2 separate regions of the Homo sapiens genome follow, and region 2 is linked to region 1. Evidence: chromatin loops called from intact Hi-C (ENCODE). Cell type or tissue: heart right ventricle. All regions are shown on one strand. Each heading gives the region's core, and the rest is flanking DNA. Links, peaks and the distances in the headings are about the cores only.

Region 1 (12,460 bases), core at 1,847-9,846:
CTGACTCGGGCTCTCTATGCCTCTTCTAAATGGTACAGTGTCCAGGCTTTGTCTTCAAGCCTCCTCTACCTACCCCTGGATTTCAATAATATCCTCATGTCTAAGGCTCCCAACCATTTTAGTTCTAGCTCAGGCATTTCCATGGAACTCCAGACTCATATACCCAACAGTCTACTTGACATCTCAATTTGGATGTTGTGTAGTGAACAATTTAACCTTGCCCAACAAGAGGTCTGGTCTTTGCCCTTGGTTTCTGGGAGGTCATCTGTAACTACTTGGAATGTCATGCCTGACAGAAGCAGGACTCCCCCAGGAAGGATCACATCCTCAAAATAAGCTGCCCCTTGCTGGTTCACTGGATCCTTTCTGGTTCTAGCATGCAGCACTGTCTGTGTTGAGTTAGGAGCCACGTCAGCTGAGCGGCTCCTCTTAGGCAGGCTGGATACTGAGCACACTTCAGCCATCATCTCGTGCACCTGCTGCATGGAACGGCGGGGGGGGGGCGGGGGGGCAGAGCACTGACTCCCCTCCAGGAGATGGGCTTACTGTTCACAGCAAAGTCTAAAAACGGTTTGGTGGGCTTAGTTCCTGCCTAGGCAAAGGTCAGGGGTGAGAGCTGATCAGGGTAGTGGAACACACTGCTGACTGAGGAGTTCTTACTAAACAAAGAGAGAGCAAAATTAAGGCCATGGCCTGCCTTCCTCTTCACCCCTCTGTCCTCAAGGCCTGATGTCAAGATCCAAAAGTTTCCATAAGGTGAACAAAGAACCTGCAGCCACTCAAGACTTGGTCCTGCAGACAGGCCTGGATCCAATGTCCCTGGAAGATGGGAGGCTGCATACTTCAGGGGCATGGCCTACCTTCTACTCACTCACTAGGAAGAGACAGACGGGAGAAGCCGGCAGGCCCTGCATGCCAATTAGGAACAGCTGGAATGAAACCAGGTCAGGACAGGAATTGACAACAGCCACCTTGAATCCTCCCAACACCCCCCCACCTGCTCAGAAATATCTGAGCCCTGAGGGATTCCCTTCCATACAGGTAGCAGAGAGAAGGCCTATACAATGATGGAATAAAAGGCAACTCAAAAGATATTCCCTTTAGGAATAAAGGTAGCTGGAAAAGAATGAAAGAAAGAGATCTTTTTATTGCAGCGTTTTTTTCTTCTCTTATAAATCATTGTACCTGAAAGGTCACTCTGTGAGGTTGATGGCTTTCCTAAGAATGTGCTTTCTTTCTCTTCCCAATCATGGGGAGTGTGTGTCACAAGACAGAGAGGCCAATGTGGTCACTACTCACAAAATCTTAAATGGTGACCATGTGAATAGCTCAAAGGAAACTTTCCTAGGCTCTGAAGTTCTCACCTTTTTAAAAATTGAATTGACATGTTGCTCTGCTTTCAGGCGTCCCTCGCCAATTCTGTCTTTTGAAAAGAACTACGATATGGTTTGGCTCTGTGTCCCCATCCCAATCTCATGTGGAACTGTAATCCCCAGTGCTGGGGGAGAGACCTGGTAGGAGGTGATTGGATCACGGGGGTGGTTTCTAAGGGTTTAGCATCATCACCCTAGTGCTGTCTTATGATAGAGTTCTCACAAGATCTGGCTGTTTAAAGGTGTTTAGCACCTTCTCTCTCCCTCTTGCTCTCTCTCTCTCTCTCCTGCTCCACCATGGTAAGACATGCTTCTTCCCCTTTGCCTTCCGCCATGATTGTTAGTTTCCTGAGGCCTCCCCAACCATGCAGAACTGTGAGTCAATTAAACCTCTTTTCTTTATAAATTACCCAGTCTCATGTAGTTCTTTATAGCAGTGTGAGAACAAACTAATACAAATCCTGAGTGAGAGGCTGATTTTCTAGAGCATCTCAGGAGGCAGTGATTCTGGATCATCCATCCACATGCTCATCCTGTATCCACCCACCCATCTATCCATTCGTTCTTCCATCCACCTATCCATCCATCCATCCACCCACCCATGCATTTATCCATCCATCTACCCTTCCATCCATCCATCCATCCATTCCGGTATTCATCTGTTCTTGTGACAAAGATTGCCTTAGTGCCAGGCTCTGTCCTGTAAAGTAGGGATACGGCAGAAAACTCATAGACGTAATCCCTGGCATTATGGCACTGGCATTCAAACTGGGCAAAAAGAAGTAAGCTAGCGTAGTAGAATGATTTGTTAGAAATGTACTATAACCTGGATGTGAAACAGCTGTGTTTTATTCCGCCTCAAATACAGCCAGAACTTTTGGTCCCAAAGGCATGGGCTTCCCTTACTTGCTAGGTGAGTATGTGAGTAAGCTTTTGTTCTCAAAAACCCAGGTGAGTGGTGCCATGCTGGTCACTGAGGGCCACCCTTTAGACACTGTTTTCAGCCTGCACAGGTTTTTAAAGACACTGGATCTGTGCAGGTGGGAGACTTGGCATCCTGTGTTGATGTTAGCCACTTGCTTTCTGCAGACAGCTGGGTCCATGAAACTTCTCTATGCCTAATGAAGAGGAATTGGGCTGGCAACAGCTCGCAACCCTGGCTGCAGATCAGAATCACCTGGAACTTTAAGTCTCTATGCCTAGCCTGCACCCAGACCAATTAAATCAGGAAATCTAGAAGTGACAGTCAGTCAGCAGTTCTTAAAGTGCCCCAGGTGAATCCAATGGGAACAGCTGGTCAAAGGTGAAGAGTTTGCAGCTTTGAATGCTGCAGATTGAAGAAAAGTTTTGTTTCCAGATAAGTTGCAGGAGGAGAAGGGTTTGGGTTTCTGCTCCTAGTTGTAACCAGAACCCATTTCAGGCCCAACACTCCAAGGATGGCAAGGTCTCAGAACAAAGGAACAAAGCTTTTTTAGCCCGAGCTGCAGGCAGAGGAAAGGGCTGCTGCATGGGGCTTCAGGGTAGCCTTCTTGAGGAAGCCATGCCCTTAACAGGCAGAGCAAGGAGAGGAAAGAGGCAGTCAACATGGATCCTGTGAGCCTCAGAGCTCTTGTTTAGGGAGAGGCCAGAAGCGACCAGACCTGGCTTCCTCACGAGCTGAATCTCAGAGCTAGATTGTGTATCATTTAGAAAGAATAAAAAATATGTTACTTTTTGTGCCTTAAGCATCATGTAAGTACTTCATACCTTTTCCCCACTCAGCGGTCACACAGCGGGGCAGTGCTGTGAGGGAGAGAGGCCGAGCTGGCTAGTACCTCTCTCCTCCTACCATGGCCCCTCTGCCACCTATACCTGCCTTGCTCAGCTCGCAGCCATGCCACACCCTCCCCCTGACAGGACATATCCTCTGGGCAAGGGCTGGCAATGACACAGAGGCCTCCATGAGGACCCCCAGGGACAGGGACACTTTCACCCTCCCTGGGAAGTGATAGGTTGGGACCCTGGGCTCCAGGCAGCCCCATCCTCTCAGGGCCATAAGAGCTCTTCCTCATACTATGACTCCCAGGAGTAGTGATGCTTCCTCAGGCTCCCTCCCTCCTACATTCTTGCCCCTTGCCCATCCCATCCCAGAACAAGGAATGTGAATGCTTCTGAACTACTTGTCCAGCCCCTCTTTCTTCTGCAAACAGGCCTCTATCCCATCCCTCTGAATTTCTCCTCTTGGCAGCAAGTCCCACACCCCAGTTTTCTCCTGAAGCAGATGGCTTTAAGAACCTTTCCTTGCTTTCTATTGGGACTACTGACTGTATTATATAGAAATAAAATACTGTGAGCTTGTTCTCCCTGTTGGCACAGCCAACAAGGACCAGCCAGCAGCTTTGTAAATGGCTCCATTAAATCCCAGCTCTGTAGTGGGGCAAAGACTCCCATAGCCCAGTGCTTCTCAGCCTCAGCTACAATCATTATCATCTCAACAGGTTTGAAAATGTGAGATGCCTGGGCCCCCACTCCCCAGAGATTGTTTTAATTAGTCTTTAATTAGTCTGGAGGAGGTACAGAGAGCTCACCATCAGGCTTGAGTTTTAAGCCCTCCCAGATGGTGCTAACGTGTGGCCAGTGTTGACAGCCACTGCAGTGGAGCCCACCAGGGTCTAATTTGCCAAAAGTCCTGCCTCGTTATTCAAGGCAGCTTCTCTGAAGGACCATGGTCAGGGATGGGACAAGATGAAATAAAGCCTTGTCACTTATTACCCTCCAGGGGGTCTGCAGGTTGCTGCCTGGTGCTCCCACTGCCTCCAAATTCCCCTCCAGGTGGCATAGGCACTGCTGGGGTCACCCTCTGTCGATGAAAAGACATATTCCAAGATAACTTGTGTTTGCCTGGTGAACTTGGTGGACCTCTCAATCAGTGAACTTTTTCTGAGCACACAGGATGTAGGGAGTAAAGTTGACATCAGACCCAGTTCTGGCCCTTCCTCAAAGAGTCTCTTGTCCAGCTGGAGAGATAAGCATATGACCCAGGGCTGACCTGTGAGCAATGGCCTGGGAATACAGGGGACGTTCAGGGAAGGGAATGGACAGAGTGTGCTGCACTGGAGACAGCAAGATCAGAGTCCTGACTGGCTTAAGTGAATATGGAAGAGGAAGGAGTGAGGGAGGGCATCCTGAAAAGGGCCCTTAGGAAAGCCTAAGGGCAAGAAAATGTGTAACTGTATGAGGAAAAGAAGATGGGAAAGATGGAGAGAGAAAAATGGTTTCGTGGTCCGTCCCCTTCCCACTAACCCTGCTGCCACCCCCTTAACTAAGGTCCCTGTCACCTAATCCCTGGGGTTTTGCATCTGCCGCCTCCTTCCTGTCTAACCCCTACAGCTAAGGAAGGGGAGTAGAGGGTGACACCCATTTGCTGGAGCATAATCCAAACTATCACCTATCACATCACAGTCAACCATCTTAAGAATTCCTCAGTATCGACTAACTTTTAGACCACGCACAAATGCCCCAACATGTTTCACAGGTGGTCTTTTTATAGTCGGTTTGTTTAAATCAGGATCCAAACAATGTCCACACATTGCACTCAGTGATCTGTCTCTTGTTTTTTTTCACCTAAAAGTTACTGCCCCACCTCACCCCCCTTTTTCCATGCCATTTCTTTTATGAAAAAGTGGAGTCATTTGTCATATAAAGTTGTTCAAGTAAATTAAAATGGGGGCCAAGCCTGAAGAATCCCTGCGGAGACAAAACCAGTTAGGCCTTATAAGTGACTCTAACCTTGCTTGATTTGCAAATATAAGCAAAATTTAACTTGGGCTATTTCTTGTAAATGCCTACATGAAAGAAAAACAAAACTGAAGCTCAACGAATCAGAAACAGCCAAAAACTTAACAATTGTTATGAGGGACTTTCCAGTGGGATAGACCAAACAAGGCAACTGTCCAACTAACCCATCAAACATTTTCTTGGCTTTACTTCCATGTGCCTGTGAAAGCCCCTCCCTTGGTGGAGCTGCCCAGAACCACTTCTGGTTTGAAGCTGCCTAATTCATGAATCATTATTTGCTCAAATAAACTCTAAAAATTTTATTGTGCCTCAGTTTACCTTTTTAACAGACTTTTCCTCATTCTGAGTTTGGCTCACTACATCCTTTTATGAGGTTTAATTAAAAAATAAAATAAAATAAAAACTTAGATAATCGGCCAGGCATGTTGGCTCACACTTGTAATCCCAGTACTTAGGAAGGCTGAGGCGGGCAGATTGCTTGAGCCCAAGAGTTTGAGACCAGCCTGGGCCATCTCTACCAAAAGAAATACAGAAGTTAGCAGGGCATGGTGGCACGTACTTGGTAGTCCCAGCTACTCAGAGGGACTGAGGTGGGAGGATCATCTGAGCCCAGGAAGTTGAGGCTGCAGTGAGCTGAGATCGCACCACTGCACTCCAGCCTGGGCAACAGTGAGACCTCGTCTCAAAAAAAAAAAAAAAAAACTTGGAAACTCACAGGCAGGGAGACCTACCTGAGACATATCTTTGAGAGGAATAGAATAAACAAAACATTAGCTTCGTTTTCTTATGCTGATCCTCAACTTGTAGTTTGAAGTAAGAGGATGCAGCTACGTCTGTTCCAAGCAGATTTTGGGAATGTTCCAGACTTTCAGAATGTGGCAAGAAGAGTAGTGAGTGAGAACAAAGGACACATCAGAGAGGAGGGAAATGACACTGAAGTTTGAACCAGCTCAGGAGAGGTGAAAAAAACTTACACGTGAAAGAGGATTTTCCAGTCACCCATCCCTCTGCAGCCTTTCCTGGGTAAAGTCAAAGCCTGGCACAGCCACAGCCAATGGCCTGCACTGCCCCCTGCAGGCAGAAATCCTTCAGCAGTGACGATGGACTTCCCCTAGTTCCCCGCACAGCTTTGCAGGGAGCAAGCCTGTCGTGGGAATGGTTTCCAGAACTCCTCCCCAGGCCACTCATCTGACACCCTCGCCTGCAGGTACAGGACCACCAGTTCTGTCGCCCTAGGAACGTGTCCCACTGTACCTGGCACCAGAAGTAAATGGGAATGGAGGGGAAAAAAGGCTTAGAATATACAGAGCCAGAAGTTAAATCTGTGAAAAAATCTTTAAGTCATCAAATATATACAATTAATTCCACAATCTGGAATTCTCACTGGCATTTAGTCAAAATGGAAGTTCTCGACTCTCAAGAATATATTCAAGAACACAGAGTATTCAGCTGTAAATGCAACAATTTTTTCTTTGTTGATGGGAATTGGGTGAAATATGATCTTTCAGATTTGCTGTTTGAAAAGTACAATCCTGTAGCAACACTACAAACAATGAGTAGTCAGTATCTGAAGTTGTATGGCTTCAGAATCACATACAACGATCAATAATAAAACAAAAGTTTATCAACTCAGAGAAAAGGTTGGCTTATCTTTTTAATTTTTTATATGAAAAATATTATAAAATTGCAATATATGAAGAGATGACTACAGCATATGAAGCCAAAAAAAAGAAAAAGAAAAACTGTAGGAAGATGAAAGTTCTTATAGAGATGTGTTAGGAAGTTATTTTGTAAAAAATACAATGTCATCGTTCTGGGTTTGGGGATGTTTGTGGTATTTGGCGCTTGTTCAGTTGGTGTTTTGTGTTTTCTTTTCATATTTTAAATAAATGTTCACTTTTACACCAAAAAAAGAAAACTTAAGTAGAAAAAATGGAAATTATAAAATAGACGAATTAAGGAGTGATAATTAGCTTTGCACAGTTTGATTTAACAAAAAAAAAATCTTTTAAGTAGAGAGCGTTCTCCTAGGACATTTTAATTATGACTTCATAGACTGTTACTGCTTGAAAAGAACTTCGAGGTGATCTTATGCACTTTATGTCTCAGACAGCCCAGGGAACTAGGGCTGAGAAAAAGAACCAAGTCCCAAAGTCCCGCTGTGAGTTACTAGCACAACCAAAATTAGAAGCTAGGCCCCTGCCTCCCGACCACACGCGCCTGCCTCCCAGGGCTGGTTTGCAGCCGGTAGAGACGAGCATGGGCTTTTCCCAGGGATTAGATCCATCGCTTACTCTGAAACACACACATTGACAAAAGCTTTTCTCCACCTCTGCGGCACAGCTCTGTAAAGCCGGGTGCTCCACACGGAGCAAACTGACAGGCAGGCTTTTCCTTCCCAGCGTTGTTCTTAATCCGTCCACCGCACCCTCCTTACAGGCAGGAAGCTGAACTTCCCAGCTTTCTCCCTGCTGCTCAAGAGGCTGCCGTGGGAGATGCTGCGGGTGCCCCCTGCTGGCCAAACGGAATATCACAGTATCACAGGCCTGGCCGCCCCTCCTTTTTAGATAGACATAGACAGATTAGATAGATTAGATAGATGATAGATAGATGATAGATAGATAGATAGATAGATAGGTAGATAGATAGATAGATATAGATAGATAGGATAGATATAGATAGATGAATGATAGATATTGATTGATTGATTGATTGATTGATTGATTTTGGGCCAGTCCCCAGTGGTTGAAGATCCTTAGGTAAGATAGGGGACTAAAATGGGACAACTCTCCACACTAGAGGGCAAAGGAAAGGTTCCATGAGAGTCGTGTTCATGCTCAATTGAGATTATGGCAATCAGGATTCCATCCACAAGATCTTGAAAGGACGAAGCTGAGGCTGTGCAGCCCAGAACAGTGCCTTGAAATTTCACGTGCATAGACATCACCTGGGAATCTGGTGAAAATCCAGATTCTGGTAAGCTAGGCCTAGGGGAGAGCCTAGGATCCTGCATTTCTAACAAGCCCCTAGGTGATGCTGCTGGTCCAAGCACAAGACTTGGAGTAGCAAGATTCTAGATGGAAGTGCGTGGACTTTGGAGTCAGACCAAATTGTGTGAACCTCAATTTTTCCACTTGCTAGCTGTGTGGTTCCAGACAAGGTCCTTAAATATACTGAACCTTGAATTCCACATATGAAAATGGGCATGATCCCACCTACCTCACTGCACTTTTGTGTGGACTGTATAGATAGCATATAAAGGTGCCTTGTGTGGTATCTGGCATGTAGTGGACATTCAGTAAGTGGTGACTGTCACCATCATATGGATTTTTCCCAATAGGTTCATGGCTTCAGCAACTCACTGCCAGTGGATACTAGATATGGATACTGATTTACACAAAAGTGTAAATCACAGCATCTCAAGCTTATGGATGTCATAGTTTCATTTATTAGTCCCTGGCTGCCAAGGTTGGACCCACCTTTAGCTACAAACCCAGAGGCTTACAGTCAGTTTAGAGCTGAATCCTTAGCAGCGGTTTCAGTCACCCCTGATGAATGCACGTCTTCTCTCACATCCAAACTAGAAAGACACAGAAGAAATAAGATTGATGCCTTGTCACCACACTGGAGGTGAGCTGTAATTCACATGTGTGCTGGGCAGACAATGAAACAAGACCTGCAGATAAATCATCTAAGAGCACATAGGGAAAGACTGGATGCTGTGGAGCCGGAGGGTCTGGGTTCATGCACTAGCATCAGTATTCTGTAACTGAGCAACCTCAACCAGTTTGGTAAGCTATTTGAGCCTCAGTTTCCTCATCTGTAAAGTGAGATGATGATGATAATACATCCAGATTAGACACAGAATGTGAAGTGCTTTGAAAATGATCATCCCCCTTCCCTTGGCTCCTCTTGTGTGAGAGAGCTTGGAATTTAAGATAAATGGAGAGCCTTTCTCTACTGTTAGCTCTGTATCCATGGATCCAGGAAGTTAGAGGCAGCAGATGTTACAGAAACGTCCATTTGTAAATAAAACAGAGTGCAATGTATTCCACAGTCAAAGAGTTTAGGTCCGTAGTGTTGAAGGCCTATGTCCACATCTGGATGACATTTTGAAGCAAAGAGTGACTGAAACAACCTAGGTTTCTAATCTCTATATTAGATTAGATTAGAACTCTAATCTCCATATTAGATTAGAACTCTAATCTCCATATTAGAGTGCATACGATCCTTCTGTACTGGCGGCCAGCCCTCTCCAGCTCACCCCTGACTCCAACCCCAGTAATGCCAAACTCCTGCAGCTCCCCAAGAGGGTGCCTTTTCACAACTCTGTGCCTGTTCACATGCCACTCACTTTCCCCCTTCCTCAATCCTCGCCAAACTTGTGACTCAAGGACTAGGCAGGGCTCTTTGTTGCAACAGAAAGAGGAAGGCCGAGAAAGAACTCACAGTATTACCGGAAAGCCTAGAGGAAGCAGCTAGATAGGTGGACGGGATGAAGAAAAGCACAGTCAGAACCACAAGCAAGACTATAGCGCAGAACCCTCCAGGGATGAACCCTCTGCCACCACCTCCAAGCACCTGAAGCCAGCAATGTATGCACTGCCAATGCCATGGCCCTGCAGGCTGAGCCTGCTCCTGCGCTGCCACCATCAGCAATGCTCCATGAGCATCACGGTAGAACCAAGCCTTCCCTGACACACCTTCCTCCGTGTGTCACACACACACGAGTCCTTGAACTGTTCTCCCAGCACCCCTTAAACTTAATCACATGGTTTCGTATTTTTCTAAGTTTCTATGACTGCCTCAGGACAAAGCTCCCCAAAGCCGACCTTGAGAGGAGGAGTCATGTCACGCACATGTGATTTATGAAGGACGTTCTCCCAGGGAAGATGGTGAGGGAGCCGGGGGCAGGGAAGTGGGTAGGACAAGAAGAGGAGGAAGCCAAGCCAGGGAATGATCTCAAGCAAAATTGAAGCAGAAGGTGTCTTCAGACTGACCCCCCAGGGGAACTCAAGAGGGTAAGCTATGCCTCAGCATTGTCCCAACCCAAGGCAAGTATCTGGGCTTCCAGACCCCGTACCTGAATGGCTTGTCTTCATGGCAGCCAGGGCTGGAGAAGGAGGGTGGAAACATAAACTCTGAGACGCCTCCTTGCAAAGTGACTCCATTACCCTAGAACAGTCCTCTGAGGAGAAGCAGCAGCCGTGGGCTATTGAAAGTGCCGTGTCAGTAGCAGCAAGGGCAAAACAGGCTACTGGGGATGGGGCAGAGCCATGAGGCCGTCTGCTCCCATGAGCCCACTAGACCCCACCAGCGCTGCCTGTGTATCTAATTCACCTCTATGTTCCCGGCACCCAGCACTGGGCAGGAGCTTAGCAGGCCACCAGAAAGTGTCCCAAAAGTGAATAAAACTGTCTAGGTGGGGCATATGGTTTTCAGGGTGTAAAATGAAGCAAACGGAACAATGACAGACCCGAACAGCGGGAAACCAGGCAAGGGTAAGGGCATTCCTATCTGGGTTTACATTCTCTTCATTATTGACAAGTTCTGACCAGTGTGTCTGAGGTCAGAGGCTCCCTGTGATTAGAAAGGATCTGGTGGAGTCTCCTGTCCCTGCTCAATGAACTCTCATCTCCAGAGCAGTGAACATGCTTTGGATTTCTCAGACACAGCAGCACTACAACGTCTCATCCCCCTGGGAAGAGGATTGAAGCTGGAGCTAATGCAAGTGACTTTCAGAAGTCACATAAAACACCCAAAGGATACGGGCGAGTGGCTGCAGTGGCTCACTTCTCCGCACCTGCCAGCAAGTGGAAGGCAGGACTGGACAGACTCATAAGCCGCTGACAGATGCACCTTCAGGGACAGCGCCAGAGGAATTCATCCAGGCAGCCTGTGGAGGGAGGGCTAATTTTAGTCCCGTGCCTTGGAATTGGCCAAACCCAGAGAAAGCGCAGAACCCAGAGGCAATTTCCCGCTCCCATTTTAGAGTGAAGAAGCAGAGTGGAGGGATTTGGCAAAGATCTGTTTGGGGATGCTAAAATGTTCTGAGTCCTTTCAGTCTGAGGCATAGAGGTTGGCCTAGGAGTGTGATAGACCATCAATAGAGGGGTCCACCAAGCAAGGCCCTCCTGTAGGTCACCATGATCAGTCGTGCCATCTGTAGTTCAGTACTTACCACCAGCATTGGCCTCTGGAGTTGAGGACTGCTCTAGTGGTGAATTGTAGGTGGCAACTCAGCTGGGCCCTGGTACTGAGAAATGTGGTGAAAATTGATTCTGGATGTTTCTGTGCAGGTGTTTCTGGATGAGATTAACATTTAAATAGATGGACCTTGAGTTAAACAGATCACCTTGCATCATATGGGTAGGCCTCATTGGCTCAGGTGAAGACCTGGATAGAAAAAAAGACTAACTTCCCTGGAGCAAGAGAGAATCTGCAGCAGAGGCCTGCGGACTAGACTGCAACATCAGCATCTCCCTGCATCTCCAGACACACACACACACACACACACACACACACACACACACACGCACAGAAACACAGACACACACAGACACTCACAGACGGAGACACTCACACAGACACACACAGACACACACACACAGACACGCACACACAGACACACACGGAGACACACAGACACACACAGACACAGAGACACTCACACATGGAGACACTCACACAGACACACAGACACACACATATGGAGACACTCACACAGACAGACACAGAGACACACACGGAGACACACAGACACAGACACACAGAGACACACACACGGAGACACACAGACACACACAGACACAGAGACAGACAGACACACAGACACACACACACACACAAACACACAGACACACAGACACACAGACACGGAGACATTCAGATACACACAGACACAGACACACACGGAGACACTCACACAAAGACACACAGACACAGAGACACACAGACACACACAGAGACACACATAGACATGGACACACACACACGGAGACACATAGATACAGAGACACTCACACAGACACAGACACACACGCACACGGAGACACACAGACACAGAGACACTCACACAGACACACACAGACACAGACACACACACAGAGATGCTCACACAGACACAGACACACAGAGACTCTCACACAGACACAGAGACACACACACGGAGACACAAAGACACAGACACACAGACACAGACACAGGCACACACACAGAGACACACAGACACAGTCACACACACACACAGAGACACTCACACACACACACAGACACACACACACAGAAAGACATACACAGACAGAGATACA
Region 2 (12,460 bases), core at 2,277-10,276, 260 kb before region 1:
TTTCTTGCACAATATTTTACAGGTTTCAGGGTACATGTTTTTGCATTTCTTGTTTAGTTTATCACAAAGAATTTTATTATTTTCAATGTTGTAAACAAAATATTTCTCTTAATTTTATTTTCAGATTATTTATTTCCAGTGTACAGAAATACAACCGATTTTTTAAATTTTGTAATCATGCTTAATTCATTTATTCTAATGGATTTTTAGTGGATTCTTTGGGATTTTTTTATATATAAGATATTGTCATCTGTAAACAGAGAGAGCTTTATTTCTCCCTTTCTATTTTGAATGTCTTCTATTTTTGTTTTTGCCTAATTTCCCTGGCTAGATCCTCTAGGAAAACATTAAGTAGAAGTGGTGAGAGTGACATCCATGTCTTGTTCCTGATCTTAGGAGCAAAGCATCAGTCTCCTACCATGAAGTATGATGTTGGCTCTGGGTTTCTCATAGATGTTGTTATTGGCTGAATGTTCATGTTTCTGCAAAATTAATATGTTTAAATTTAACCCCAATGTGGTAGTATTAGGGCCTTTGAGAGGTAATTATGTGATGAGGGTAAAGCCCAAACAGTGTGATTAGTGCCCATATAAGAATAAGCCAGAGAGTTAGCTTGCTCTTTCTGCCATGTGAGAATACAACAAGAAGTTAGCAGTCTACCAGAAGAGGGCCCTCACAAGAACTTGACCATGCTAGTTCCATGATTTTAACTACCAGCCTCCAGAACTGTGAAAAATAAGTTTCTGTTGTTTGTGGGCCACCCAGCTTATGGTATTTTGTTATAGCAGCTGAGCTAAGACAATAAAATTCTAGTTATTTTCTTAGTGATACCTGGGGATTATAATTAACCTCTTAAACTTATAACAATCTATTTTTAATTAATTCAATTTAGGCTCAATAATATACAAAATCCCTGCTTCTATACAGGCTACCCTTGCCCCTTTATGTTGTCACAAATGACATCTTTATTCATTGTGCTCCAATTAACATAGATTTACAATTTTTATGTATTTGTCTTTTAAATCATTTACAAATGGAAAGAGTTACAAATGAAAAATTCCACAATACTGGCTTTAGTATTTACATATGTTGCTACCTTTGCCAGGGTTCTTTCTTTCTCATATGATTTCAAGTTACTTTCTTGTGTCTTTGCTTTTGCCTGAAGGACTCTCTTTATCATTTCATGTGTTACATGTTTGCTAGTGACGAACTCCCATCACTTTTGTTTATCTGAGGCTCTCCTAACTTTCCCTCCATTGTTGAAAAAGAATATTGCTGAATATGGAATTCTTGAGTAACAGATATTTTTTCCTTCAGCACTTTTACTATGTCATCCCACTGCCTTCTGACTTCCAGTTTCTGCTAAAAATTGGCTGTCAATGTCATTGAGGGTACCTGGTATGTGACAGTCACTTTCCTATTGCTGCTTTCAGATTTTCTTTATTTTTAACTTTTGACAGTTTGATCATAACATAGCTCAGTGTGGACCTCTTTGCATTTATCCATCCTGGAGTTCAATGACCTTCTTAGATATGTAGTTTTGTGTCTTCTATCAAATTTGGGAAGTTTTCAGTCATTATTTCTTCAAATATTATTTCCCCATTCTCTCTTCTTTTGAGAGTCCCATTTTGAGTATATGTTGGATGGTGCCCCAAGGGTCTCTTAGGCTCTGTTTATTATCTTCATTCTCTTTTCTTTGTGCTACTCTTTCTTAATAATTTTAATTAACCTACCTTCAAATTTGCTGATTCTTTCTTCTGCCTGCTCACATCTGCTATTGAAATCCTCTAGTGGATTTTTTACTTCATTTATTATCATTCTCAGCCCCAAAATTCTTGCTGTGTTTCTTTCTATAACTTATAATTCTTTGTCAATATTTCCTATTTGGTGAGACATAGTTCTTCTGGTTTCTTTTAACTCCTTGAGCATATTTAAAACAGTTGACTTAAAATCTTTGTCTAGTAAGTCATTCAATGTCAGTGATTTCTCAGGAACAGTTTCTGTAGTTTCCCCTATGCATGTGCTATACCTCTTTTATTTGCATGCTTCTTATTTTTTTGTTGAAAACCAAACATCTTGGAATATTATAATGTGGCAACTCTAGAAATATGATTTTTCTTCCCTCTCCAGGGTTTGTTTTTGCTGCTTACTTTGGGTAGAGTTGTTTGCTTAGTGACATTTCTAATAATTTTTGTAAAGTCTAATTCTTTGTCATGTGTAGTCTCTGAAGTCTCTGTTCCTTTAGCTTGGTCAGCTAGGGTATTTACCGTGTCCACCTGGGATAAAGAAAGAAAAAGCAGGAAGAGAGAGAGGAAAGAAGAGAAAGAAACTTTCCCAGTCTTTGGAGATTGGCTCTGTGTTGGGACACTGATTTAATGCTTAGCCAGGCAATTTAGAACTCTGCCTTAGCCTTCTTTAACTGTTTGTGCTGAGCCTAGGGGTCATCCAGAGATAAAAGCTTAGGGTCTTTTCAGATTTTTTTCTGAGCACACGTTTTATGCCAAGCTTGTGTGTGACTTTCAAAAGTCCCTGATATACATGGGTGATATTCTTTCCCTAATTTCCCAAAGAATCTTTCTCCCAGGCTTTCAGCGTGTGTACTATTTGTGTCAACTGTAATCTTTAGCCCCAGATAGCACCGGGTTGCTCATTTGCCTTACAATGTTTTCAAGAAATACCCTAGGTATAGGTGCTTTCCTGCCCTGAAAAAGTTCAAAACTAGGTAAAACAAAGGCAAATGCTTTATATCAGTTCTTCAGGTAGTCCCCAAACAGTCAAAACAGACCAAAAAAGTTATTTGAGATTAAGTTTTTTTCTGCTCCGTCCAAAAGCAGGGACCAAGGCTTCACACTGGGAACAGCAGCTTCTGTCTTTAGACCACAACTGAGCTAGGGATGGCAGAGGGGTAAAAGCAGATAAAACTGCCACAAAGCTTTCTTGCCATTTTTACGTTATCTTTTTTGATTCAGTGTTTGCTTATTTGCTATAAATTTTTGACTATTTCCCAGAGTTCTGACAAAGTTGATTCTGACCATTTTCATTCAATTTTTCAGTGTTTTTTCTGGAGAGGCAGGCCTTTGGAACTACCTACTCTGTCATTTTAACCGTGGCCACTAAACTCATTGTAATTTTAAGTCAGTTATGATCAACTTGGCCCATTTTTTGCCTTTGCCTCCCAGTTTTGGGAGATTTTTTAACAGTGTGACATTTTAAGTAAGATCCCCTGCCTTTGAATTTCAGCTCTCCACTTACTAGATATGTGATCTTCAAGTGGTCACTCCATGAGGCTTAGTTTCAGTATTTGTAAATTAGGGATGATAACAATAACAATCATGTCCAGCTGTGAGGGGATATTAAAAAATGACAAAATGAATTAACATACTTGAAAAAAATTTTAAATTATAACATGAGAAAATACCAATTATTTTCAAATGTAAATTTTTTAAGTTGTAGTTTAACTTTCATTCCCTCAGCCATTCAATCCTATTCAAAATCTTTCAAGTATTTGTACTTAAAAAGACCTTTGTTTGATTATTTTTTATCAATCTTTCCAAAGACTGTAATATTCTTGCCACTTATTTATCATAAAAATATTTTAAATGAGAATGTATTTATGAGGAACATTAGCCAAAAAATATTATAAAAGTGTAAAACAGAATAAGATAATACACATTTTAATGTTATTGAGGGAAAAGTATATCTAGGGTTGCTCAAAATACTTGTTTCAATCAAAGACAATCAAAGAAAGTAAAGGTTTTGCTATCTCAGAAACACTACCACTCAGCTATTCAGGAACTTCCTTTCTCCAGTTCAATTTTGAAAGTTTAGAGTTCTTGTCAGAATGACACATAAGAATCACCTCTGGAGGTTTTTTGTTTTTGTGTTTTTTTAATACAGGTCCCTTTCTGAATTTGGAATAAGAATTAGAAGCCAAGCATATGTATTTTTAAAAAGCTCTGTAGAAAATTATGATAAGCAGTCAGGATTGAGAACCATCAATTTGAGTGTTTCTATATTGTTATACACAGGGGATACATTCCAAGACCCCCATTGAATGCCTGAAACTGAGGATAATACCAAACCCTATATAAACTGTATTATGTGTTTACATATACATGATACTTATGATAAAGTTTAATTTATAAAGTAGGCACAGTAAGACATTAACAATAATAATCAATAATAAAATAGAACAATTATAACAGCATGCCAGCATCACTAGTCTTGCATTTTGGGGCCATTATTCAGTAAAATAAGGATTACTTAAACACATGCACTGTGATACTATGATAGCCCATCTAATAACCCAAATGGTTGCTAAGTGACTAACAGATGGGTAGCATGTGTACAGCATGGATATGCTGGACAAAGGGATAATTCACGTGTCAGGTAGGACAGAACAGAAAGGCTTCAGATTTCATCACACTACTTGGAATGGCATATGATTTAAAACTTATAAATCTCTTTTTCTAGAATTTTTCATTTAATATTTTCAGACCACAGTAGACCTTGGGTAACTGAAACCACAAAAAGCAAAATGGTGGATAAGGAGTGACTATGTATAAAGACAATCAAGAGTAATATGGACATCCTAACATGCCACAGACCTTACTGTGCATCAATTTTACATATGCATAAAACATCATCACACCTATTAATATTTCCCTTGAGTCTGATACCAACGAATGCCATAGAAAAGTAAATTTTCCCATCTTACCATTCAACTGAGCTCAGAGTCAATGGACGATTCATCCAAGGTCAGCCTGCTAGGAAGTGACAGAATCACAGTCAGATCTTAGTTTGATATCAAGCCCAGTTCTCTTTCCACAGCACCAGATATGAACTTTTATAATGTGTTGTTCATACAGCTTTCTCATCTCTCATTCCTAACATTCCTACAGTGAACACTTTTTGGAAACCCAAGTCTTTTAAATTATCTGTATTTTAGGGCCTAGGGCCTTAACTTAGTCAAAGATTCTTGTTCTCCCTATCCTGTGTAAATATTGTGATTCAACATGCCATGCTCTCACCAACATCTACAGTAGTTCCACACATTTGTTTATCTACCTAAGATTCCTGCCCTTAAAATCTTCCTCCTTAGATCAACGCAATCTTTCCTTCCCTGGTTGTCCTTCTGGGTGTCTGTAGACCTACAGAAAAGCACATGATGTATGAATTGTTATTTACAGTCTCCGTCCTCATTGAAAATCTCTGTGTCACTCAGCAATCCATATCAGGGCTTATATTGTTCTCACTCTCTATTGCTTAACTCTTCAAAATTTCTCTCACTTTCTAGGCACTTTTCAACTCACTACCATCAGGGCTCTGTCCTGATTATTCCACTGAAACTGCTCCTGCAAGGAGCCCCTAATATCCAAATACAGTAAATTGGCTTCAGGTCTAGCCTTTTTTGACCTCTCTGTGGAACTAAAACTAGACCATTCTTTTTTTCTTGAAATTGCTTCTTTCCTTTATAGTACTCCCAGCTTGCTGTCTTATTTCCTTCTTAGTAATTTCTTTTCAAGCTTCTTATCTTGTTCCCGGATGTTATGTAATGACATCTCCTGAGGAATCTGTAAGGTTTTCATCCTTGACCTCCTCTTCATACTCTATACGGTCTTCCTCAGAAAAATCACCCACTCCTTTGACATCAAATATCCGACATATACCAACAAAGCTTTCATGGATCTCTGTAATTATGGAGTTTGGGGAATTGTGGAACTGATCAAGGAAAAAGATATGACCACGAGGTGGCAGTAGCACGCACATGCTTTATTTGGCTGATGTGTCTGAAACATCAGCCCCTGCAGCATGAGACCATGGGTAGGAGGGCAAGGGAACTCTTAGGGAAAAGGAGTATCGGAGAGGGGTTTACATGTCTAGTTTCTGTCTCGCAGTAGCAAGGCATGAAGTCTTTGGGTCAGAGAGCTCCAAGTGGCAGTAGCAACTTGGGGTATTAAATACCCAGGGTTTTATTCTATCTATAGCTAGCAGATGTTAGATGCAGTTTTGTGGGGTATGCAAAGCAGGCAGGCTCCAAATGGCTAAAAATCTGCTTGTTTGAGCTATATTTAAAACAATTGGGTGTGTAGCAATTTGAGTTTTGGACTAGTATGCTTTTGAGCTAATAGGTCTTAGCCTGCCATGAAGAAATAAACAACCTAGGGACTAACATACAGAGGGCATCATGGGTCATTTATATAGTAGTTGGTCAGATTTCTGGCTGAACCTCAGGAAGCTCAAAACTAAACCCAATATATTTCTACTAAATGTAGTTTCTTTTCCTCTTATTCTATCAGAAATATAATATATTGTGCCATTGAGACTAAAGTACTCCTCCTTCCTGTCTTTCGTGCACTTTAATCCATGACCATTTTACTGATTGTACTCTCTTCACATCTTTTACTCTCTCATACATTATTTCATTCCTCAGTGGTTTGGATTATGGCTTCTCTGTATCTTGCCTAGGTTATTATCACTGTCTCTGAAATAATCCTCTTCTCCCTTGTCCTGCTATTGCCTGGTACATTCTTTGCACTACCATTGAGATAATTTTTCTGAAACTCAAATGTGATGTTACTTGCCCGGTTAAAACTTTTTTAACTCTCCGTGATGTAGAAGAGGTGTTGGCAAACTATGACCTCTAGGCCAAACCCAGCCTTCCACCTGGTTTTGTAAATAAAGTAGTTTTATTAGAACACAGACACTCCCATTCATTTGTATATTGTCTATGGCTGCCTTCGTGCTACCACAGCTGAGCTGAGCAGTGGCAAATAAGACCACATGGCTCACAAAGTCCAAACTAGTTGCCCCCAGCCACTTACAGAGAAAGTTTGTCAACCCCTGGTCTAACTGTAAAGTTTGGAAGCTTGGCACGACATACAGGACCATTCAGGAGGTAGCCACTTTACATCTTAGTTTTATCCTAGCCCATATTCCCCACTGCTACTCTAAATCGCACCCATATGGAACTACTGGTAGTTTCCAGAATGTACCACGATACTTCATCCTTGATGCTGTTGCTCCTTCTACCCAGTATACATTTCCTCTGTATATCCATTTCTCATTCACCTCCTCATTTTTAAGATTTAGGGGCTACTTATTCTGTCAAGCCTTTCTTAAATCTCTCCCAGAGTAGCACTGACTTCCTTTCTGCCTCACTGTACAGACTTTGATCATAGCACCAATAATATTTTTTTATGTTTAAAAATGATTTTATTCTACTCAGGTGACATTTCTACATTTAAAATCATATTCCTTCAATTTTGAAAGCATTTTATGCCACTGTTTTTGAGAAGTCTGATATCAGTCTGATTCTTGATACTTCGGATATCACTGTCTTTTATAACCTTTTTAAGATCTTTTTATCCCCAGTGACTTTAATACCTTTATTTTTAGAGCATTTTTAGGTTTACAGAAAAACCACATTGAGCAGGAAGTACAGAGCTCCCATACATTCCCTTACCCCTCCACCCACACACACATGGTTTATTACAATTGAACCAATATTAATACCTTATTATTAACTAAAGTCTATAGTTTACATTAGGGTTTACTTTTCCTATTGCACATTTTGTGGGTTTTCACATATTTATAATATTTGGCTAGCATTACAGTATCATAAAAAAATAATTTTACTGCCCTAAAAATCCTCTGTACTCAAACTATTCATCCCTCTTCCCTGCACCCTCCAACTGCCCCCCAGCTCATCATCTGGCAACCACTAATCTTTTTACTGCCTCTTACTGTCTCTACAGTTTTGTCTTTTTCAGAATGTCACACAGCTGCAGTTATAGTTTGCAAGCATTTCAGATTGGCTTCTTTCACTTAGTAGTACACATTTAGGTTTCCTCCATGTCTTTTCACGTCATGATAGCTTGTTTCTTTTCATCCCTGAATAATATTTCATTGTCTAGATGTATCACGGTTTTTTTTAAATCCATTCACCTACTGAAGGGACATTTTGGTTGCTTCCAAGTTTGAACAATTATGAATAAAGCTGTTATAAACCCTTGGGCACAGTTTTTTTTTGTGTGTGTATCCATGAGTTTTCAACTTATCTGGGTAAATACCAAGAAGCATGATGACTGACTCATATGATAAACATATGTCTAGCTTTTTTAGAAATGGCCAAACTATCTTCCAAAGTGAATGTATCATTTTACACTCCCACAAGCAATGGATGAGAGTTCCTGTTGCTCCACATCATCACCAGTATTTGGTGGTGTCAGTGTTTGGATTTCAGTCAATCCAAGAGGTATGTAGTGGTATTTAATTGTTATTTTAATTTGAATTCTCTTAATGACATATAATGTTGAGCATCTTTTCATATGTTTATTTGCCATCTGTATATCTTCTTTGGTAAGATGTCTGTTCAGATCTTTAGCTAATTTTTAATTGGGTTGTTTACTTACTTACTGTTGAATTTTACCAATAACCTTTTACTTTTGTGATAATTATCAACAATATTACTAATAATGAGACCAAACATTTATAACTACTTACCAAGTACCAGATGTTGTGACAACTGTTTTATAGACATTATTTCATGTAATCCTCATTATAATGCTATTATTTTATCTACTTTTGTTCATGAGTAAGTGGCTCAGAGAGGTTCAAGAACTTATCTAGGATCACACAGTAAATAAGCACTAGAGCTAGAATTGCAAACCAATTCTCAAATTTCTAGGACCATAACCATAACCACTGCAAGACACTCTTTACCTTCCTTTCACTGATGATGACAGGCTTATTTCTTCTGGTTAAGCTAGGAACATCAAAAGGGTGGAAGGGGTAGTGTGCTGGAAGTGGGGATGGATGAATGCATCAATCAGTACCTATATCTATAGCTATCTAAATCTGATTGGAAACTGGAGATAAGAAAGGCATCTACATCTAAAGAGAAAACAAAAAGCCTGGAGAACAGATTCTACTTAAAGTTGACTACTTTGAATGCTATTTTTTTTTTTTAGAGAAATTAAATTTTCGCCTACAGTCAAATTGACAACAGTTTAAAGTGTGAGGTTTTTTTTTTTTCTCTCTCTCTCAAGTCACTAATGGGGCAATTAGCAATTTCTAATTTGGTCTGTTACTCACTTTCATGTGAATCAATTATTAACCCAAGTAAGTCGATCATCATAATTCATTTAGCATATGAGGGCTTCTTCCTTTAGAGACATGTATACATCTCTGGACACCAAGGCAATTTATAGAAATTATACATGTTATACAAATGTCATGTAAAAGATGAAAATAAGGCTGTTTATTAAACTTAGCACAGTTCCTGTGCTTATACTAATGCATAGTGATTAGAATTCTATTCATTGGGGATGAAAACATTTGACCATTTCAGGCTGCCACTACAGTCCTCCTGGCTTCTCTCACTTCTACACCTTCTCCTCCTCTGGCTGCTCCTTGTGGTTTTACATAATTATTAAAATTCCACTCCTAGTGAAGCTGTTACATTGTCTGGGGTATATACCTAGGATTCATCATCTCGCGGCAGAAAAATTGAGGACACGGAGACACACCAGGAGTTTAGGAATGGAGGTTTAATAGGCAGAAGAAAAGGGAGAGAAAAACAGCTCTCTCTATTGAGAGAAAGGAGCCTTCCCAGCAGAAAAGACTGACTAGTGGCGGATGCACATTTTATAGTCCAGCTTGAGGAAGCGGTGTCTGATTTAGGTAGGGCTCACAGATTGGTTCCATCAGGTGTAACGTTTACATAGCGCTCAGAGAAGGCTGGTCGCCCCACCCTAACCTTACGATGCAAATAAACTCTCCTTGGCCAGTGCCATCTTGTCTGCTCTTTACTGCACACGTGGCTGGTAGACAAGGGAAGATGGAGCTGCCATCTTTAACACATCTAGTCCCTAGTTCCTGCCGGCATTCACCCATGCAAGCTCCCAGCTTGCTTGTCTATGTTTGCAGCTCTACTTTACAGACTGCTCTTTGTTAGGAAATGATTTGGGGCTGCTTTTCATTAAAAAGAAAAGCCTTACAGAGGACTCCCATACCTTTACTGTCTGCCTAAGTGATTTCTTCTTAACTCCTATATCACTAGAATAGGAACGAAATTATTTTCACCTTCCTCAGGAAGACTCTCTAGTGGAATCAGGCCTGAAAGAGACGTTTCCAGCCTTTACTTCTCATCCTGCAATCTCAGCACCCCCAACAGGCCAGTGCTTGAAAATGAGGGGTTCCTGCTGCTGAACACCCCAGCTCACATTTTGGCCCCACTCAGATTCTTCCCTGAGCCTCAAGCCTTCGGGCCACATTCCTCCTTTCCCTCACTGCTTTCCTTGATTCTAAGTCTTAAACTACCCTCCCCCTTTAATCTTCCCTCTCCACCAAATCACCCTCCTTCCTTGTTTTGAAATATAAATCCATTGAATGTATTACTCAAAACATTCACTGCTTTTCTCTCTGAGAAAAAGAGACAGAGAAGAATATGAACAGGAAGTGATGAAAACCAGTGCAGGGAAATGCCCAATATTCTAGCAAAGTATGCCAATTTTGGAGTTCTCATCTCTCAGCTACAGTTTTTGACAACATGATGCTACGTACAGATAACCTGAAGGTCTTTTGTTTTCTTTCACTTGGGAACATGACTCTCTTAAATTCCCTTTATCCAGACATAAGCACCTTCCTAACCCTCACCACAACAAACAAAAGCTACTATTCATTAAACACAGACTAGGAGTAAGACATTGGGATGGTGTTTTTGTTGTTATCTTATTTCAGCCTCTTTGTATTATCTTCATTTTTATAGATAAGAAAACTGAGGTTCAAACACATTAGTCATTTGCACCCAAACACAAAATGCTTGTACAGTACTGAACAAGGACATGAAGCCATGTCTTTCTGATTCCTGAATCCACCCTCACTTTACTTCATTGTCTGCTCTCTCCAGAAATAATGTTAGGATATTAGATAAAAATAAATGGCATTTAGGCATCCTCTCATCCTAAACAGGTCATGTCATCTGTGGCCAGGCTGCTAACGCAGTCACTCCGCACCATGCTCTAACACCCCTTCTCTCTTAAGTAGACAAGAAGGAGGGAGCACATTCTTGTTGAGCTGTATTTCAGCAAGGGAATCAAGTCATTTCCTCATCTATATTGTGAAATATAAAACTCTCTAAGGCCCTATCCTCTAGTTCATAAGTCTCTCTACAAGAGAAACCTTGCCTAATACATCACTCTATATATAGCACACTCCATGTAGAGCACAGAAGAATTCTGGATGTCTAGCAGGTGCTTGACATTTTTATTTTATTTTTTATTAAAATGCTGAACTTCGCTATTCACATCTATAATTCAAGGATGCTGTTTCATCATTTTCCAAATCAATAATAATAAAAACAATAACTGGAGAAAATATCCCAAACTTAAATGGCATCTAATTTAATATAGATATTATGAAACACTTCAAATAAAATTTCTCATTAATTCCTCTTCCAGCCTGTCAGTTAGCAAATAAAGGAAATATAGAGGGAATTTTGGTCTTATTAAATTGTCCAAAATTATAAAGTTCTGGAATATACATTCAAATCCATGACTTGGTTTCCTCTTAATTTTTTAGTTTTAACAAATAGGGCTTTATTTCCCTGCCTGTCCAGGTACCAATAATAGAAACCATTGAAAGTGTCAGTGCAAATATGCTTCATATTACCATTAGGGCTGGCAAATTTTGATAATAGCAGCATGAACTCACAAATGTATCTCAAAATTCAAAAAATTAAATACACAAATACACAAGCAGTTCCTTGCAACAAATATGCTCTTAATCTGAAACATTCCCTACAACGGAAAAACTGAATTACCAAGAGTCACCAATTAAGAGACAATTAGCACTCTCCTGGTTAAACTCTTCTGTTCCATAGTACTTCTTAGGATTACCAACTAATTTGTGATTTCAAAACAATCATAGAGAAGGCAGACACAAAACTCCTATTAGGGGTCCTGCGATTTTTCAGGATGTGTTCAATTCACATTCGTCTTTTACACCAGAGCAGCAGGTAAGCACTGGGAACAAGAGCTGAAGACACCATATAAGTCAGAATTTTAAAGTACATTCCTAATAGGAAATATAGAATCATTTTAATATAGATATTTTAATCCAATAGGTTTATATTTTTAATTTTTTGTTTTAATTAAATATTGTGGACAAGAACTTCCTTTTATTTCTCATTAAATATAAAGGTTTTCGAAACTGCTATAGGTTTAAAGGTTGTTAATTTAATGAAGCTGGCACAATGATGCAGCATATAGGCTGCTTAGCTCGAAGAAGCTACTTTCTGACCCTTATCTTCACTGGGGATGAAAGGACAACATAATTGCCTGTCTCTGAAACATTTGTTTGCCACGTATTGCAACTCCTCTATCTATCACATTCAAGGCAGTCTGCCCAGCTCTGACGGTTGATGTAAATTGGCCCAAGGCAGGAGTGAGCTCTGAGC

Evidence for each region. Peaks named below come from ENCODE experiments on the same cell type or tissue, not always from the same donor. Only the 100,000 strongest peaks of a DNase experiment are listed, where the experiment ranks them.
Region 2: a loop joins it to region 1, with 18 times the contacts of the local background. A loop is called at or near these places in 61 of 110 quality-filtered maps.

The regions. Positions count from the first base shown.
Region 1 is chr10:80,658,033-80,670,492 of GRCh38, reverse strand. No RefSeq gene overlaps it. Among named protein-coding and RNA genes, the nearest start is that of LINC02655, 14 kb to the right of the region's middle. In heart right ventricle, for the core only: CTCF peaks have their summits at 6,227 (motif pointing left) and 7,660 (motif pointing left); DNase peaks (open chromatin) are centred at 6,242 and 7,632; H3K4me3 peaks cover 518 bases; H3K27ac peaks cover 841 bases; H3K27me3 peaks cover 410 bases.
Region 2 is chr10:80,917,819-80,930,278 of GRCh38, reverse strand. No RefSeq gene overlaps it. Among named protein-coding and RNA genes, the nearest start is that of LINC02655, 270 kb to the right of the region's middle. RefSeq lists an enhancer at 3,043-3,544. In heart right ventricle, for the core only: CTCF peaks have their summits at 5,542 and 5,749 (motif pointing right); a DNase peak (open chromatin) is centred at 5,778; H3K27me3 peaks cover 1,014 bases.